Regions from separate parts of the Homo sapiens genome. Here region 2 is linked to region 1. A link is an interaction called in ENCODE POLR2A ChIA-PET data of the cell type or tissue named here. Cell type or tissue: A673. All regions are shown on one strand. Links, peaks and the distances in the headings refer to the core of each region. The heading gives the core; the rest is flanking DNA.

Region 1 (8,187 bases), core at 151-5,150:
AGGCAAGGGACAGATACATGGATCTGAAGCTTGGGAGAGCAGTCTATGGGGGGGATGTAGATTTGACCTCTAGCAGCATATATGTAGCAGCTGAAACCATTGAAGGGCATAAAGATGACCTACTTATGTGTAACATTTGGCCCAGACAGTGCTTTTTAACTGTGACCAACGGTGGTTTTTTTTGTTTTGTTTTGTTTTTTTTGAGATGGAGTCTCGCTCTATTGCCCAGGCTGGAGTGCAGTGGCGCGATCTTGGCTCACTGCAAGCTCCGCCTCCTGGGTTCATGCCATTTTCCTGCCTCAGCCTCCTGAGTAGCTGGGACTACAGGTGCCTGCCACCGCACCTGGCTGATTTTTTGTATTTTTAGTAGAGACGGGGTTTCACTGTGTTAGCCAGGATGGTCTCAATCTCCTGACCTCGTGATCTGCCTGCCTCAGCCTCCCAAAGTGCTGTGATTACAGGTGTGAGCCACCGCGCCCGGCAGCCAACGGTGTTTTTTTTTAAAAAAAAACTTTAATGAGTAGCCAATATTGTAAATCAGTAGATCGTACATAATATTTCCAACTTAAAATCTGGCAACACTGGACTTATATTCCCACAAAGTAAAGGCTATTTGGAGCTAAGTAGCAATTGCTCCCTTTGGAATGAACTTGTGCTCTCCAGTTCACTGCAGTTCTCACCCTGTTCTTAGAGTAAATGCCAAGACTGGGTATGGTGACTACTCACACCTGTAATCCCAGCACTTTGGAAGGCCAAGGCAAGAGGATTGCTTGAGACCAGGAGTTCAAGGCTGCAGTGAGCTATGATCATGCCACTGCACTCCAGTCAGGGCAACAGAGTGAAATCATGTCTCTTAAAGAAAAAAAAAAAAAAAGTTTATTGCCAAGACTAAGGGCTCGTTGCTGTTGATCATTGTGCCTATGATTTTGTTTTCTTCCACTTGTTTATTTTTACTAATTTATATTATCTGCGTGGTATTTGAATTTGCAACCACTAGTTGAAGAAGGTAAATTGAGTCCTGATGGAAGACAGAGAAGGTAATACTCAACACTTATTCTGTGCTTGTTTATTTACATTATGGCAAGATAATTTACCAGTTTCTGTCTCCTACTCCTTGCCAGATGGGATGACTAGTAGGATAAAAAGATAACTTGGCTTAATTTTCTTCCAGGAATACTGGATTTCTTGTCTCATGTGATTGCTTGTTTGTTTTTTTGGGACAGGGTCTCACTTTGTCACCCAGGGTGGAATGCAGTGGCATGATCTCAGCCCACTGCATGCTTGACCCCCCAGGCTCAAGTGATTCTCCCATCTCAGCCTCCCAAGTAGCTGGGACTGCAGGCACACACACACCACACCTGGCTAATTTTTGTATTTTTTTGTAGAGACAGTGTTTTGCAATGTTGCCCAGGCTGGTCTCGAACTCCTGGGCTTAATCGATCCACCTGCCTTGGCCTCCCAGTGTTGAGATTACAAGCATGAGCCACCACACCTGTCCTGTCTCATGGGATTGTTAGTGGCTTTGTGTTTCCAAACCAAAAAAAAAAAACCACCCAGCTAAATTAAATTCCCCTCCACACAGAACCTGGATAAAGTTGTAGAACAGTGGGGCAATCTCAGCTCATTGCAAACTTCACCCACCAGGTTCAAGCGATTCTCCTGCTTCAGCCTCCCAAGTATCTGGGATTACAGGTGCCTGCCAACATGCCTGGCTAATTTTTGTATTTTTATTAGAGATGGCATTTCACCATGTTGTCCAGGCTGGTCTCGAACTTCTGACCTCAGGTGATCCGCCCACCTCAGCCTCCCAGAGTGCTGGGATTATAGGCGTGAGGACACCATGCCTGGCCATGACTTCTGATAGGGAGTGCTGATTTAATGGCTTTGGAACTAAGCATCTAGCACTCTGTCTTGGGAGCTGCAGAGATCTGGTGTGCATACTTGGCAGAGATGCTATGAATCTGCCTGCCTTTGAATGGACCATATGGATTTAGACAATGGTCATCCCAGGAGCAACCATGACAGACTGAAGACCAGAGTCTCTTTTTTTTTTTCTCTCTTTCTTTATTTTATTTTTGTATTTTTTAGAAATGGGGTCTTTCTATGTTGCCCAGGCTGGTCTCCAACTCCTGGGCTCAAGTGATCCTCCCGCCTCAGCCTCCCAAAGTTCAGGGATTACAGGCCTGAGCCACTACACCTGGCCCAGAGGCTCTTTTCTAAGTTTTTTTTTTTTTTGTCAATGTACAACATGCTAAAGAGGGAAATGGGCCCCAATAAATGGTTGATGTTGGTTGTCTTTCCACCCTAGTAAATGGGGTTTTGAGCCCGAGTTAATTTAATTTAGAAAAATTAAATAATGTGTTGTTTTTTTTTTTGCTCCTCAGTGATGTGGAACACATTTATACTCTAACATTTATTATCTCATTTAATCTTTTTTCTTCTTTCTTTTTTTTTTTTTTCTGGCTTAAACAACAAGCATTTATTTCTCATAATTCTGGAGGCTGGGAAGTCCAAGATCACGGCCTCCTCAACTTCTTTTCCCCTCCACCCCCAGCAGCCAGCAGGTCTCAGAGGAACCAGAAGACATCAGATGGTAACTTTTTATCATTAAAAACCATTACATCCGATCTGCTTCTGTCCTGCTACTGTGGCTGGTGCCCCACTGGAGACCTCCCTTGACTCCCAAGCCGGGATGAGTGCCCTTATCACTGCTTCCCCAACCCCCACACAGCGCTTTCCACACTACGTTGTAACTTGTGGCTTAAATATGTCCTTTCAGACGGCAGGAACCTGGTACCCAGTTTACTGCTCTAACGTCAGCAACTGGCGCTTAGTATCTGGTTAGGACTCAGCAGTGAATGAACAAACTGTGAGCGTGGTTTTGGAGAGGCCCAGCCCAGTCTGCTCAGGGACGGAGCCTATCTTGGGGCAGGGCCGTCAGTGGGCGCTCTCAGGCTTCCTAGCAGCGGCCTCCCCGGGTATCTCCTCAGGAGGCTGAAGGCGCCTTAGCTTCCTTGATATGAGAGCTGAGCATTTAAGCTCACAACCGAGATTCGGGCGGAGCGCCCAAGAGGCATTTCCGCTGCAGGACCCGCCCCACCTCCCGGGCTTTCGGGCTTGTGGGACCCGCGCCGCCTCTCCAGCGTCCTGGTGGAGCATCGACGCGCAGCCACAGCCTCCATCGGAACTCGCGGGTTCTTCCTCGCCACCCTCCCCTCTGCCTTTCCCTTCTGCTATTCCTCTCTCCTGTTCCGCCCTCTCCGTAGGGATGTAGTGTTAAGGGCCCGGCAGCAACCCAGCTCCAGTTGCCACCTGGAGTTGGACCGGTCTCATCGAGTGTCTGAGAGGCCCAGCGTCCTGGCAGTGGCAGGACTGGTCAGTACAGTGAGATCTCACGGAGCCGCCCTTCCGTGAGGGGCTTGTGGGGCCGACGTCCGCTGGAGGGATAATGCCCACGGTCCTGGGGGAATTGTTTCCCAGGGGATGAGGGAGTTGTGAGGCCGCAGTGCCCCTGGTGGGCTGGTGGGAATGGGAAGTAGGAGCCCCGAAAAGTCGCATGGGTCAGAGTGTCAGCGGCCAGAGGTGAGATCGAGTCCCGAGGGGCAGAAGCTGAACCTGCCCTGCCGGCCCAGGATGGCATCTCGGAGGCCGAGCCATGGTGAGGCTTCTGGCAGACAGGAGAGACTGCAGGCTTCTAGAAGGCAGGAGCCTCTACAGCAGCTGCCTTCACATCTAGGTATTGGCACATGACTGCGTTTTGTGAGGGGCTCCTGTATGTCAGGTCCTGTGTTTGATAGGAACTCTAGCTATGTCCTGATAGAGGTGATAGGAAATGTTGTTTGTTTTAAAGTTTTCTCCGTTATTATAATATTATATAGTGAATTTGGAAAATGTGGAAAGGTAGAAGGAAGAATTTCATCAACCTCAAGTTTCTATATTTGCTGTTTCTATAGCAATTTGATGTATTTATTTCCAGACCTTGTTACTCTTTTTTTTTTTTTTTTTTTTTTTTTTAAAGACGGAGTCTCTCTATTGCCCAGGATGGAGTGCAATGGTGCAATCTCGGCTCACTGCAACCTCTGCCTCCCGCGTTCAAGTGATTCTCCTGCTGCGGCCTCCCTAATAGCTGGGCGCGCCATCACGCCTGGCTAGTTTTTTTGTATTTTTAGTAGAGATGGGGTTTCACCATATTGGCCAGGCTGGTCTCGAACTCCTGACCTTATGATCTGCCCGCCTCAGCCTCCCACAGTGTTGGGATTACAGACGTGAGCCACTGTGCTCGGACTTTGTTACTCATATTTTTATATTGTTTAAATCATATGTAGTGTTTATTTTATTTTATTTTATTTTATTTTTGGGACAGAGTCTTGCTCTGTCGCCAAGGCTGGAGTGCAGTGGCGCGATCTTGGCTCACTGCAACCTCCGTCGCCAGGGTTCAAGCGATTCTCCTGCTTCAGCCTCCCAAGTAGCTGGGATTACAGGCGCCCACCACCTTGCATGGCTAATTTTTTTTTTTTTTTTTTTTTTGCTGCTGTGCAGTAGCACGATCTCAGCTTACTGCAACCTCCGCCTCCCTGGTTCAAGCGATTCTCCTGCCTCAGCCTCCTGAGTAGCTGGGATTACAGGCGTGCATCACCACACCCGGCTAATTTTTGTATTTTTAGTAGAGACGGGGTTTCATCATGTTGGTCAGGCTGGTCTTGAACTCCCGACCTCATGATCTGCCCGCCTCGGCCTCCCAAAGTGCTGGGATTACAGGCATGAGCCACCGTGCCTGGCAACACCTGGCTAATTTTTGTATTTTTAGTAGAGATGAGGTTTCACCATCTTGGCCAGGCTGGTCTCAAACTCTTGACCTCGTGATCCACCTGCCTCAGCCTCCCAAAGTGTTGGGAGGCCAGCCCGTAGTGTTTTTTAAAGGTAGGAAAGCAGTTAACATTTTATTATAAACCTTTTCTACACTCTGTAAACTTCCTAACCATTTTTTTTTTTTTTTTTTTTGAGGCAGAGTCTTGCTCTGTTGCCCAGGGCGGAGTGCAATGGCTCAATTCTGGCTCACTGCAACCTTCGCCTCCCAGGTTCAAGCAATTCTCCTGCCTCAGCCTCCTGAGTAGCTGGTATTACAGGCATGCACCACCAAGCCTGGATAATTTTTTTCTTTGTTTGTTTTTTAGATGGAGTCTTGCTCTTGTCACCCAGGCTGGAGTGCAGTGGCATGATCTCAGCTCACTGCAACCTCTGCCTCCTGGGTTCAAACAACTTTCCTGTCTCTGCCTCCCAAGTAGCTGGGATTACAGGTGTCCGCCACAATGCCCGGCTAATTTTTGTATTTTTAGTAGAGACGGGGTTTTGCCATATTGTGCAGGCTGGTCTCGAACTCCTGACCTCAGGTGATCCAACTGCTTTGGCCTCCCAAAGTGCTGGGATTACAGGCTTGAGTCACCGCACCCAGCCTAATTTTTATATTTTTAGTAGAGACGGGGTTTTCCATGTTAGCCAGGCTGGTCTCAAACTCCTGGGCTCAAGCAATCAGCACACCTCGGCCTCCCTAAGTGCTGGGATTACAGGTGTGAGCCACTGGCGCCTGGCCTAAACATCATTTTTAATGACTATGATATTTTTCCAAAGTGGATATACTGTAATAATTAACCATTCTATTTTTTTTTACTTTTAGATGGTTTCCAATTTTTGATACTGTAAGACTTGCTTAATATCTATACATAATTATATTTTGCTTATGAGCATTTTTTAAAAACCTATAAAACTTGTCATGAATTTCAGATTATTTCCTAACCCTGAATTCCACACTTGGATCATTGTGCTTCTGTCTCTCCTTAGGTGAATTAGCCACTTTTGTAGTTAATTATTTCAGCATTGACTTCTCATATGAGCTTCAATCTCATAAATCCAGTTGCTTGATAAGCATCTCCAAGCTTGATTCGCCATAAGTACTCAGACCTAACATCTTCATTATTTAGGGCATTATCATCTGTCCCAATGTGGTCTTCCTGTTGTATTCCCCAAATCAATTAATATCACCTAGTCACCCAAGCAAGAAACACAGGAGCCATTCTATGCTGCTTCCCCTTCATCCTTCCCAAAAGTAATCACCAGCTTTTGCTAATTTTAGCTGCAGTTTCTCAAATCTGCCTCTCCTCCCACCCTTACAGACACCCTGGTAGTTCAGACGCTCATCATTTCTCCTGTAACCTGTGCAGCAGTTGATCTGTAGCTGATCCTAGCTGATCTCTGTTCCTCCAGCTTTGCCCATCTTAAATCCTTTTCCCTCACTACTAACAAAGCAGTCTACATAAAACAAAACTGATCATGTTATTCCCCTCCTTAAAGTCCTTCAGTGAGGCCATACTTCCTACGTATGGTATACAAAGCCCTCTATCTCCTGATATGCTACTTCTTCAGCTTCTCTTGCTCTTTCCTGCTCTGCATTTATTACTCTAGTAACAGAGGACACTTGAAGTTTTCCCTGAGTCCCCCATGCTGTTCAGTGTGTCCATGTCTTTGCTTATGATTTTGATTTCTTGGTATGGAATGCCCTACCACTTTTTTCCACCTAATTCTTTTTTTTCCTTCATATCCTGATGGCATTATATCTTGACTAATTATTTTTATTTTTATTTTTTTTGAGATGGAGTCTCACTCTGTTGCCTGACCTGGAATGCAGTGGTGCGATCACTGCAAGCTCCGCCTCCCGGGTTCACGCCATTCTCCTGACTCAGTCTCCCAAGTAGCTGGGACGACAGGCGCCCATCACCACGCCCGGCTAATTTTTTTTTGTATTTTTAATAGAGACGGGGTTTCACCATGTTAGCCAGGCTGGTCTCGATCTCCTGACTTTGTGATCCGCCCACCTCAGCCTCCCAAAGTGCTGGGATTACAGGTGTGAGTCACCGCACCCGGCCTATCTTGACTAATTCTTAATTGTCCTTCTAGCCCAACTCAAGCATCATATCCTCAGGGAACTTACCCTGAAGGTCCAGGTTGACCTAAATGTCCCTTCTTTCTGCTTTACATACTGCTTATCTCTGCCTTTCAGTTAAAACACTTTAAACGTATTTACTTCATATACTATTTTTTTAATTTTAATATCTGCAGTCTGTGTATGTCTTACATTTCAGTTTGTAGTCTCTCTTGACTCTGCTCATGGTTGTCTGTTTCCTTGTATGTTTGATATTTTATTAGGAATTCATATTTGGTTAAACTTCAACTTTGGGAATCCTGAGAGGTCTGGGTTGAGATGATTTGTCTTGGTTTCTTCTGCGTGCTAGGGAACACTATCTTTTATTTATTTATTTATTTATTTATTTTTAATTTTTATTTTTTGAGACAGAGTCTCCCTCTGTCTCCCAGGCTAGAGTGCGGTGGTGCTATCTCGGCTCACTGCAGCCTCTGCCTCCTGAGTTCAAGCAATTCTCCTGCCTCAGCCTCCTGAGTTGCTGGGATTACAGGTGCCTGCCACCACATCCAGCTAATTTTTGTATTTTTAGTAGAGACAGCGTTTCACTCTGTTGCCCAAGCTGGTCTCGAATTCCTGACCTCAAGTGATCTGCCCACCTCGGCCTCCCGAAGTATAGGGATTACAGGCGTGGGCCACTGTGCCCAGCTGGGAACACTATCAACCTAGGACTGTATTTCTACTTATTTCTTGAATTGGGGTTTATCAGACTCTGAGTATGGTGTACATTCAAATGCTGGAACTGCATGAGACTAGGGCTATGATTATAAATGATTAGGGAAAATGATTAATGTTATTAGTCCTTTCCACCCCATTTTGCCATTTTTGTCTATTTCTCAAATGTTTCTCTCCTCCCTATTCTTACTATTACCAGGGACAGACTGGTTTTCTTGTTGGTTCACGTTACCAGTATGCAGATTTTTCTCTTCACCTCATCAACAGGTGATATAGCCCTTTTGGGTGCTTGGCTTTAAGTACAGTTCTTAGATTCAGCTCCTCTACTTTGTCAAGTCTAAATACTATTCCTCAGTGATGCTGATAACCAGCAAAGTTTTAGTTTCTATGTTGGGCATATTTTTGGGGCAGCCCTGTAAGGATGTGCTCCATGGTACAATGACTTCATGCGTGCAGGTCTTAAGTGGATCCTAAGATAGGATCTTGGATCCTGAAGATAGTTCAGAATATTTGCAGGAGAGCAGAGTCCCTCAACACCC
Region 2 (8,187 bases), core at 1,434-6,433, 150 kb after region 1:
ACTATGTCCAGCCTCCAAATAGCATTTTCTTAGGAAGAAAAACAGGGAGGTAGACAACAAGAGAGTGTAGGCTCCAGGATTTTCAGGACTGGGAAAGGACAATGCCAACCCCGGCCCACACTTTTCCGAGAAGGCAGATGTCACTCCATCATTAATGTTTGTCATGTTTCTCTTCCCAGCCAGGGCTGGCTTCCTCAGGAAGGAAGTGTGCGGCGAATCCTGTGTGCAGACCCCTGCTGCCAAATCTGCAATGTTATGGCTCTGGAGATTAAGCAATTGCTGGCAGGTGAGAACAACCAGATCTCCCTGACTTCACTGGGGCCATCACAGGGCTCCTCTTGCCTAGAGGCTTTGTCCACATCTAGTGTGTCTTTTAAGCATAGTCAGGATCTGGGCTCCCCGAAATCCAAAGAGCTTTCACTGGCATCTGTAACTCCAACACTGTCACAATTAATGGATCAGAAATCTTTAACCCAGTCAGCTGCCCGGTCAGCTGGTGCAGACAGCGTCCAAGATTCCTGGGCTGATCACTTTCAGCGAGGACAGAGATCTCAAGTCCCAGCTGTGTCCCAGGTCATGGGATCTCTGTCTTCAAACTTTGAGAAGCCTGGAATTCCTCTGAGCCAGCAGGAGAGGACGAAAAACAACTCCAAATTTGTCCTGGAGAACCAAGGTCAGCAGCCCTTGAATACTAGATTCCCTTTCTTTCCCTGAACCCAGAGCTCCCAAACCTACAACAACAGCCTATGACCCTACATTCCTTTCCAACTGCTATTGCAATGTCCAAAAAGTCCTGAGGAATCTTCAAGTACAAGTGGGATATTGTTGCACATATTCCCACAACTGAGGGCTCCCAAGATCTGTGGAGGAGTTCTGTACAGGGCAGCTTATACCACACCACTTCTAATTTTCCAAAGGATGGAAAACAGACAGACAAACAGCCATTTCTTTCACTCTGAATGCTATCTCTAAGGCTTCTGCTGAACAGATGAGCTTCCATCCCTTTGACTCTGGGTTTCATGGGAGGCTAGCTGGTTCACCTAAGCTTTCAGGGTTTTTGAAGGATCCACTATGGACTCAGAGCAGAAAAATTACTGTGAACAAATCCCAAACCCCATGGTTCTAGCTCTACCCTCTCCTCTCTTTCAGCTTCTAAGTGGCCTCTGTCCACTGCCTAGAGGATGCACTGAGGCCTCAATGTGCCACATCTGTAGCTACCTTACTGTGGTTTCTCTTTTCTGCACATTACTGTCTGCCTTTAGAGATCCCTGGTCTGACTTTAGAAATCTCCAAAACAGGGGAGGCTTTGGCCCTTTCTCTGCAATGATTTCTCCTTCACCTCTGTACTAATTAAAATCTCCCCTCCTTCCCCACCTTTTCCCCCACATTCTCCATCTGACCATTGACAAATCCAGATCAATGTCCTATATCTGACTCAGGCTAAGTGAAAGCCTTGGAGTGGCACCTGCTGTAGAGGCAGCTCCAGCTTCAGTGGAGTTTGCCAGCTGTTGTCCAGAGATCTCTGTAGATCCAGGAAATCATACAATGTAAGCCCTGAGACATGTTGCAGCCTTTCCCACTAGATCCAGGACACTCTTTGATTGGGGAAGTCCATTTCAGTCCTCAAGAGGGAGGAAGCATTCTCCTAGACCATGCCCAGAGGCTGCTAGGATTCCACCTCCAGGAGCAATTGAAACAGAGGGTTGATTTGTCATTGCTGGGACCTGATCCAAAAGATCCAGCAGTCTATCCAGTTCATCCTGTGACCTGATGACCAATAATCCCTGCCCTGGAGCAGTACAGCCCTGACCTATGTGGGTCTTCCCAGCATGCAGCACCAGAAGCTAGTGGGAATAGTGGCCTTCTCTGATCCACTGTGGCAGGAGGGCCAGTCCGCAATTGTTTCCTCAGGCCAAGGTAATGTTGCAGAGCCACATAGATTACAAATATGGGAAGATCTGCTAGGGCATTGTCCCTGCCCATATCTGCCATTGTTGGGACTACAAATCACTGGTTCTGCAGTATTCCAAAGGCCTGGGAAGCAACTTGGCGCCCCTGTCCTCTGAAAAGCAAACACCTGGACCTGGAAGTGACACATATCAGCCCCTACACAGATCAGGAAAGGACACTCTGAATACTGACAGGCCTTGATCAGCAGCAACAGGGCTTGCCAGATGCTGTTACTGATGATCCTGAGCTGCCCAGACCCTGTCCCAGGAAGCCACTGAGAAACTTGAGACAAGTTTTGGCCCTTCTGTCAGGGCTGCCTGCTCTCTATTATGTGGCTCTTTCCAGGGCTGTGGCCCAGGCAATCACTCACGAATCCACAATCACAGATTGAGCCCATCAGAGCCTCTGACTCAATCTCATCTGAACAGCAATGTGTAAGTCCTGGGCCATGCTTTCAAAACACCAATGAAGCTTGTGTAGATAACGTACAAGTGTTCTGCACTAAAACACAAGCTGATGGAGATGGTACCGCTAGAGAGGCAGACAGATCCTCACAGCCCCTAATCACTCAAGGCACCCATCTTGGCCAAACTAAATTTCTACCTGAAAAATAAATTCCTTGAGATACATTTGGGAAGTCCCATAAAAACAAGGGAATCCAGGGAACAAATTTTCACCATCCCAAAGAATATCTCCACACAGGGATCCTTTAGGAGTCTAAAGATTGCTAAACCAAGGGAAAACATTACTCCAGAAACTTCATATCCCACCAGGCATCCCATGGGCCCCAGATCCAGAAGGGGTTGGACTGAAAGAACAGCTTGCCGTTGAACTAAAGACAGTGCAGCAGAGCTACAAGTGATCTAGTTCCATAGCAGTACCCCATGCCCACTGGGATTCTGGGATCTCACACCCAGTGGAGACATGACAGAGGCCCAGGTACTTTGTGTTCAGCTGGAGGCTAGAGTGAACAACCCAGCCTGGAGGGCCCTAAGCCCCTTAGACCAGGTCTTTGCAAAAGTGAGGACAAGTCCCTACCCCAGCAGAGAAAACAGTTGACCCAGTGACATTTGATGACATTCAAAGCAGCTGGAAATCACAGAGAAGGGGGTGTCTGGACAGCACTGGAGCTCTCCCCAGCCAGAGAGAACACCCTTTCTGCCAAGGTTCAGGGGCGAGTAGGGGCACTTCTAAGCAGAACTCCAGAGCTCACAACTTGCCAAATATATCTCCAGGATCTTTCTTAGGTAAAACTTTAGTTTAGCTAAGATGGTTGCCTTGAGCAGAGACTAGCAAGGATCTGTCTGGATCTGCGGAGCCCCATTTCCATCCTCTCAGTACTGGCTATTGCTGTTTCACCAGCTTCTCCATAACCTTGAGTTCCAAGAGCATCCTCCAGGATTACTTGGGGCAAAAGGACCAGATAAGAATAATTTGCAAAGCTGTTAGAGTAAGCCGAATAACCTCATCCAAACAAGGATTTCTGAGAATGCCAAACCGGGAGTGCCCAGAGCTTAAAGGGCCAACTTACTGGGCCATTACTTGCTGGGCCAAAATTTTGCAAGTACAGTATTTGAAGGGGTAAATTTTTTTCAGATCCAAAGTTTTCAGGGTCAAATAGTTCAGGGCCATGTTTTACAGGGCAAAATTTGCAGGGTCAAAATTTGCAGGGCCACACTTTCTAGGGCTAAGAGTTGCAGGGTCTGGTAAGGGCAGTCCATACTCACAAGAGCATCATCCTTCCAGAAGCTCCAGAAGTTGGCTTGGATAACAAGATGAAGCTGTTTCTGCACTGGATTAACCCTGAAATGAAAGATCGAAGGCATGAGGAATCCATTCTCCTTTCTAAGGCTGAGACAGTGACCCAAGACAGGACAAAAAACATTGAGAAGAGTCCAACTGTCACCAAAGATCATGTGTGGGGAGCTACAACACAGAAGACAACAGAGGACCCTGAGGCTCAGCCTCCTTCTACTGAGGAGGAAGGCCTGATCTTCTGTGATGCCCCCAGTGCCTAAATAATCTGCTCTAGCAACACTCCCTTCAGTCCAGCCAATCCTGGGTCCTGTGCCACTCCTACAAATGCTCCAAACTCTGTCCTCAAATGACTTGTGCCACTCAACCAGGAAATCTATCCCAGGTCTAACTCACCTCAGCAGAAGGCACTGTTTTATGCAAGAATACCCATCACAAGAAAAAGGAGTTCATAGGTTCCTGAACCTCTGCAATCCCCTGAAAAAGGCTTTCATTGCCATTTCCATTAACATGCAGGTGAAGCAGGGCATTCTCCAAATATACTTTGTACCTTTAAGCAAAGAGCCACCTGTTTGTGCCTCCTCATTTTCAATGTGGTATATGATAGACAGAGAGAGTAAAGGACCTAAAAAGTACTTCTTATGTGGTATAGAAGCTTAAATCACATTTTATTTCAGATGGGTCAGCATTCCACATGACTCCTCCCAGCCCCACCCTAGAATGTGGATAAAGGGACTTGACAGAGAAGAAAGGCCCTTGTTTTAGGTGCATTGAAAGAAAAGGTCAGGCTTGAATTCTATTGTCCCATGGTGTGTTGGGCTCAGAGGAGGAATGTGGACATGGCGACAGTATAAGAAGCAGTGGCCAGGAATCTAATGCATTTTTGGCCCACAGGCAAAATTCATTGATGACTTCTATACAGTATATGCTGACAACCTGGAGGGAAGGTCCTTTAGAGTGCCATGGTGCTCCTTCCTTTAGGAATGTTTATCAAAAGCACACAGCTAATATGACAGATGTCAAAACCAGATGATAGAATCTCCCTGTCTTTTCTCTGTTGTTACTGAGATCTTTAAGGGTAACCCAACTGAGAGCCCACTCTAGTCCTGTTGCCTGTTCCAACCTCCATTGCCTTTCATTTGCATGGAAAGAATGCTGCCTAGAATGAAGACTAGTTGATGAAGAGATCCCTAAAAGGGTCACAATAAAAACAACTTTGGGCTGAGTCTTGCATTCAACAATTCAAATATTCAAGTACTTGCTATGTGGCAGGCACTATGCCAGGCACTACAGAGATAACAGTGAACGATACACAGGCCTTGTCTGAAAAAGCTCATGAACTCTGGGATAGACAGTCATATAAAAAGTCATTAGAAGCAATAAGATGAAAGTACATAGGAGGGCACTTAATCTAGTTTTGGGGAATGTTCACGGAAAGTTTCCTAGAAGAGATGATATGTAAGTTGAGTTCTAAAGGATGAGCAGGCATTAGTTGGGAAGGAGGTAGGGAGTAGAGAGGCTTTCCCAGGCTGAGAGTACAACATGAACAGAGGCATGGCATCAAACAACAGCATGCCGTGTCAGAGAATAGTGACTCACTGGAGAAACCCCTGTATAATAATTAAAAAAAAAACACAGTAAAATGTTTAAGGGATCAGAATGAGGTTGCCAAGCTGGAGAATGAATGGCATTCTTTCACCCATTCTTCATTCCTTCAATAAATATTGAGCACCTATTATATGCCAGGCACTTTTATAGGCACTGGGAATACAGCAGTGAACATAAGAGGAAAAAAAAATCTGCTCTCTCAAGGAACTTACGTTGGGAGCATGCCTGGGAGGAAGAGAAAAGAAGTATAAATAAAAAACATAGTATATAGAAGGTGACCAGATATATGCAAAAAAATCAGGGTAATGGGATTAGAGAAGACTTCAAAAGGGATACAGTTTTAAATAAGGAGCTCAGGGAAGGTATCACTAGGAAATTAAAATGTCAGCAAGGACTTGAGGGTGATAAGCGAGTAAACCACGTGGGTAAACGAGGAAGAGCATTCCAGTCAGAAATTACAGCTAATGCAGATGCCTGGAGGTTGGAGGATGCCCAGCCTGTCAGAAGGAACAAGGAAGCCAGTGAACCTAAAGCAGAGTAATAAAGGAATAAAGGGAGAAAGTGGTAGAGGATGACTCCAGTGGTAAGGGGCCACATGGTATAAGGCCTGGTAGAAAGCCAGCAAGGAAGCTGGCTCTTACTTTGAGTAAATTGGGGAGCTATTAGGGGGTCTGCTTAGATCTGACTTATGTCTTAAAGGATCACTTAGGTCATAGTGCTAAAAATAAGAGCATTGGGGGTATAGATTTGAGTAGAAGCAGGGAGATTAGTTGTAAGGTTACTCCGGTAATTATAGCAGCAGAGGAGATTACAGGCATTTAGATGCTGGGTTCACTTTGAAGGTAGAGACAATAGGATTTACTGATAGATTGGATGTGGACAATTAGAGAAAAAAAAATGTCAAGGATGGCACCAAAGTTTTTGCCCTGAACAACTGGCAGGATGAAGTTGCCATTAATTGATGTGGGAAATACTGACATTGGAGTAGGTTTGGTGTTACTGGGTGATGATGGTGGGAGAAGGGGAGTCAGGAGTTCACATTTGTATTGTTTGAGATGTATATGTTGCTTAGATAACGTATGTTGCTTAGACAATTTGGGCATTTGAGCCTGGAGTTCAGGGAAGAGCCCAGACTCCAGGCAGATAGACAGCCAGAGATAGATAGATAGATAGATAGATAGATACATAGATACATAGATACATAGATAGATACATAGATAGAGTAGATAGACAGAGTAGACAGACAGACAGACAGACAGACAGATAGATAGATAGATAGATATAAAACCATGAGACTAGATATGACCACGAAGGGAGTGAGTGTAAATGAAAGAGATCTAAGGACTGGTCTCTGGGACTCTTTAATGTTAAAAGATTGAGAAGAAGAGGAAGAACCAGTAGGCAGAGGAGACTGAGACACAGCAGCCAGCAAGACAGGAGGAAAGCTAGAAGAGTGTCATACTGGAAGCCAAGAAAGGAAAGTGTTTTAAGGAGAAGGTGACCAATGGAATGACAAGTTGCCAATCAGTCAATTAAGATGCGGACTTGTAGTTGACCATTAGATTTAGCAATATAAAGATCACTAATGACCCTGAGAAGAATAGCCTCAGGTGGAGGAACCGATGTGACTGGAGTGGATTCAAGAGATAATGGAAGAAGAGCAGTTGGTGACAGCAAGTGTAATCAACTCTTTCAAGGACTTTTGTTTCATAGAGGTGAAGGAGGGGAGAGTGGGATCCAGAAGGAGTTTTTTTTTTTTTTTTAAGACAGGAGATTTAGTCTGTTGGATGGTTGGATGGTGATAGAAAAGATCCAGTCAAGAGGGATAAGCAAGACAGCAAGGGGAGAATTTCTGGAAGAACGCTGTGGTGTGGAAGTGAAGAAGTGGGGGGCAAGTACCCAAGTCAAGGAGCTGGATTTTACTAAAAGCAGACATTTTTCTGCTGGTAGGGAGAAGTAGAGTTAATGATGGAGGAGATAATGGATTAGAAGAAGAAAGAATTCCTCCACATATAAGGGAGTGTGGGCACAGACCCAGAGGGACGAGTGAGGAGCTAGGAAGGGACCATGGGTATGGGCAGGGGGAATGGTATGGAGAACCAAAGCCAGAGAGCTGGGTGTGGAGAGAGATTCTGAAAGTTACTATTAGGGCCCAAGCAGTTGGTGGCAGTGTGAGAGTGTAGGTGGGCAGGGAAAGGTGGTCAAAGCCTGCTGCTGATATCTGTGCAGCAGGTGCTCTTGGAACACTGTACCAGCAGGAGAGATCACAGAGAAAGCTCTAAATGCATGGAGCCTGAGCAAGAGCATGGGGCTGGAGATGGAGAAACAGGGCAGGGGTGGCTTCCTAGTGCTTAGTGAGGTAAAGGACCAGGGAGGCTATCTGGGTGGGAGAAGTGGACTGGGAAGCAGGAAGACAGAGGCTGCCTTGAGCAGATGGGAGGGACCTCTGCTTTGGCCACCTGATATTCCTCAGAGGGTGGCACCTTTGCATTCTGCTTCCAACCTACCGCAGAGGAGCCAAGAGCTGAAGAAAGGGCAAGAAGTGAAATGACTTCTTTATGACATGTTGTGAGAGACAGTTGGGATGCCCCTGGTTCCTAAGGAGATCCAGGATTATCCATCATCCCATCATCAGAAGGAGGAGGTGGCAGGACTTTCTTCCTCGGACAGGACCTCAGCGTTAAGCATAATGTGTCCTTCTGAAAAGATGCAGAAAGCCCAGATAGGAAGAAGCATGGATGTGTCTGTCCTCTGAATGATGGTTCTGTGCCTAAGGGATGGGGGCCCAGTCCCTAGATGGCCTCCAGGCCATGAAGTCACAAGGTCTAGGCCTACTGAGCCAACACTTAACAGGTATTTGCCTAAAGCATCCCC

What was found. Peaks named below come from ENCODE experiments on the same cell type or tissue, not always from the same donor. Only the 100,000 strongest peaks of a DNase experiment are listed, where the experiment ranks them.
Region 2: POLR2A ChIA-PET joins it to region 1 with 6 read pairs; 3 of 35 experiments call an interaction of 5 or more read pairs at or near these places.

Annotation. Positions count from the first base shown.
Region 1 is chr9:35,031,297-35,039,483 of GRCh38, reverse strand. No RefSeq gene overlaps it. Among named protein-coding and RNA genes, the nearest start is that of SPATA31G1, 6.8 kb to the left of the region's middle. In A673, for the core only: no CTCF peak of the experiment used is centred there; a DNase peak (open chromatin) is centred at 3,053.
Region 2 is chr9:34,885,145-34,893,331 of GRCh38, reverse strand. SPATA31F3 (SPATA31 subfamily F member 3) reads left to right here. Exons shown (of 5, transcript NM_001309427.2): 4 at 180-286; 5 at 3,700-4,266. The coding sequence ends at 3,968. It also overlaps a transcript of PHF24 not described here. Among named protein-coding and RNA genes, the nearest start is that of SPATA31F3, 6.5 kb to the left of the region's middle. In A673, for the core only: no CTCF peak of the experiment used is centred there; no DNase peak of the experiment used is centred there; H3K27me3 peaks cover 421 bases.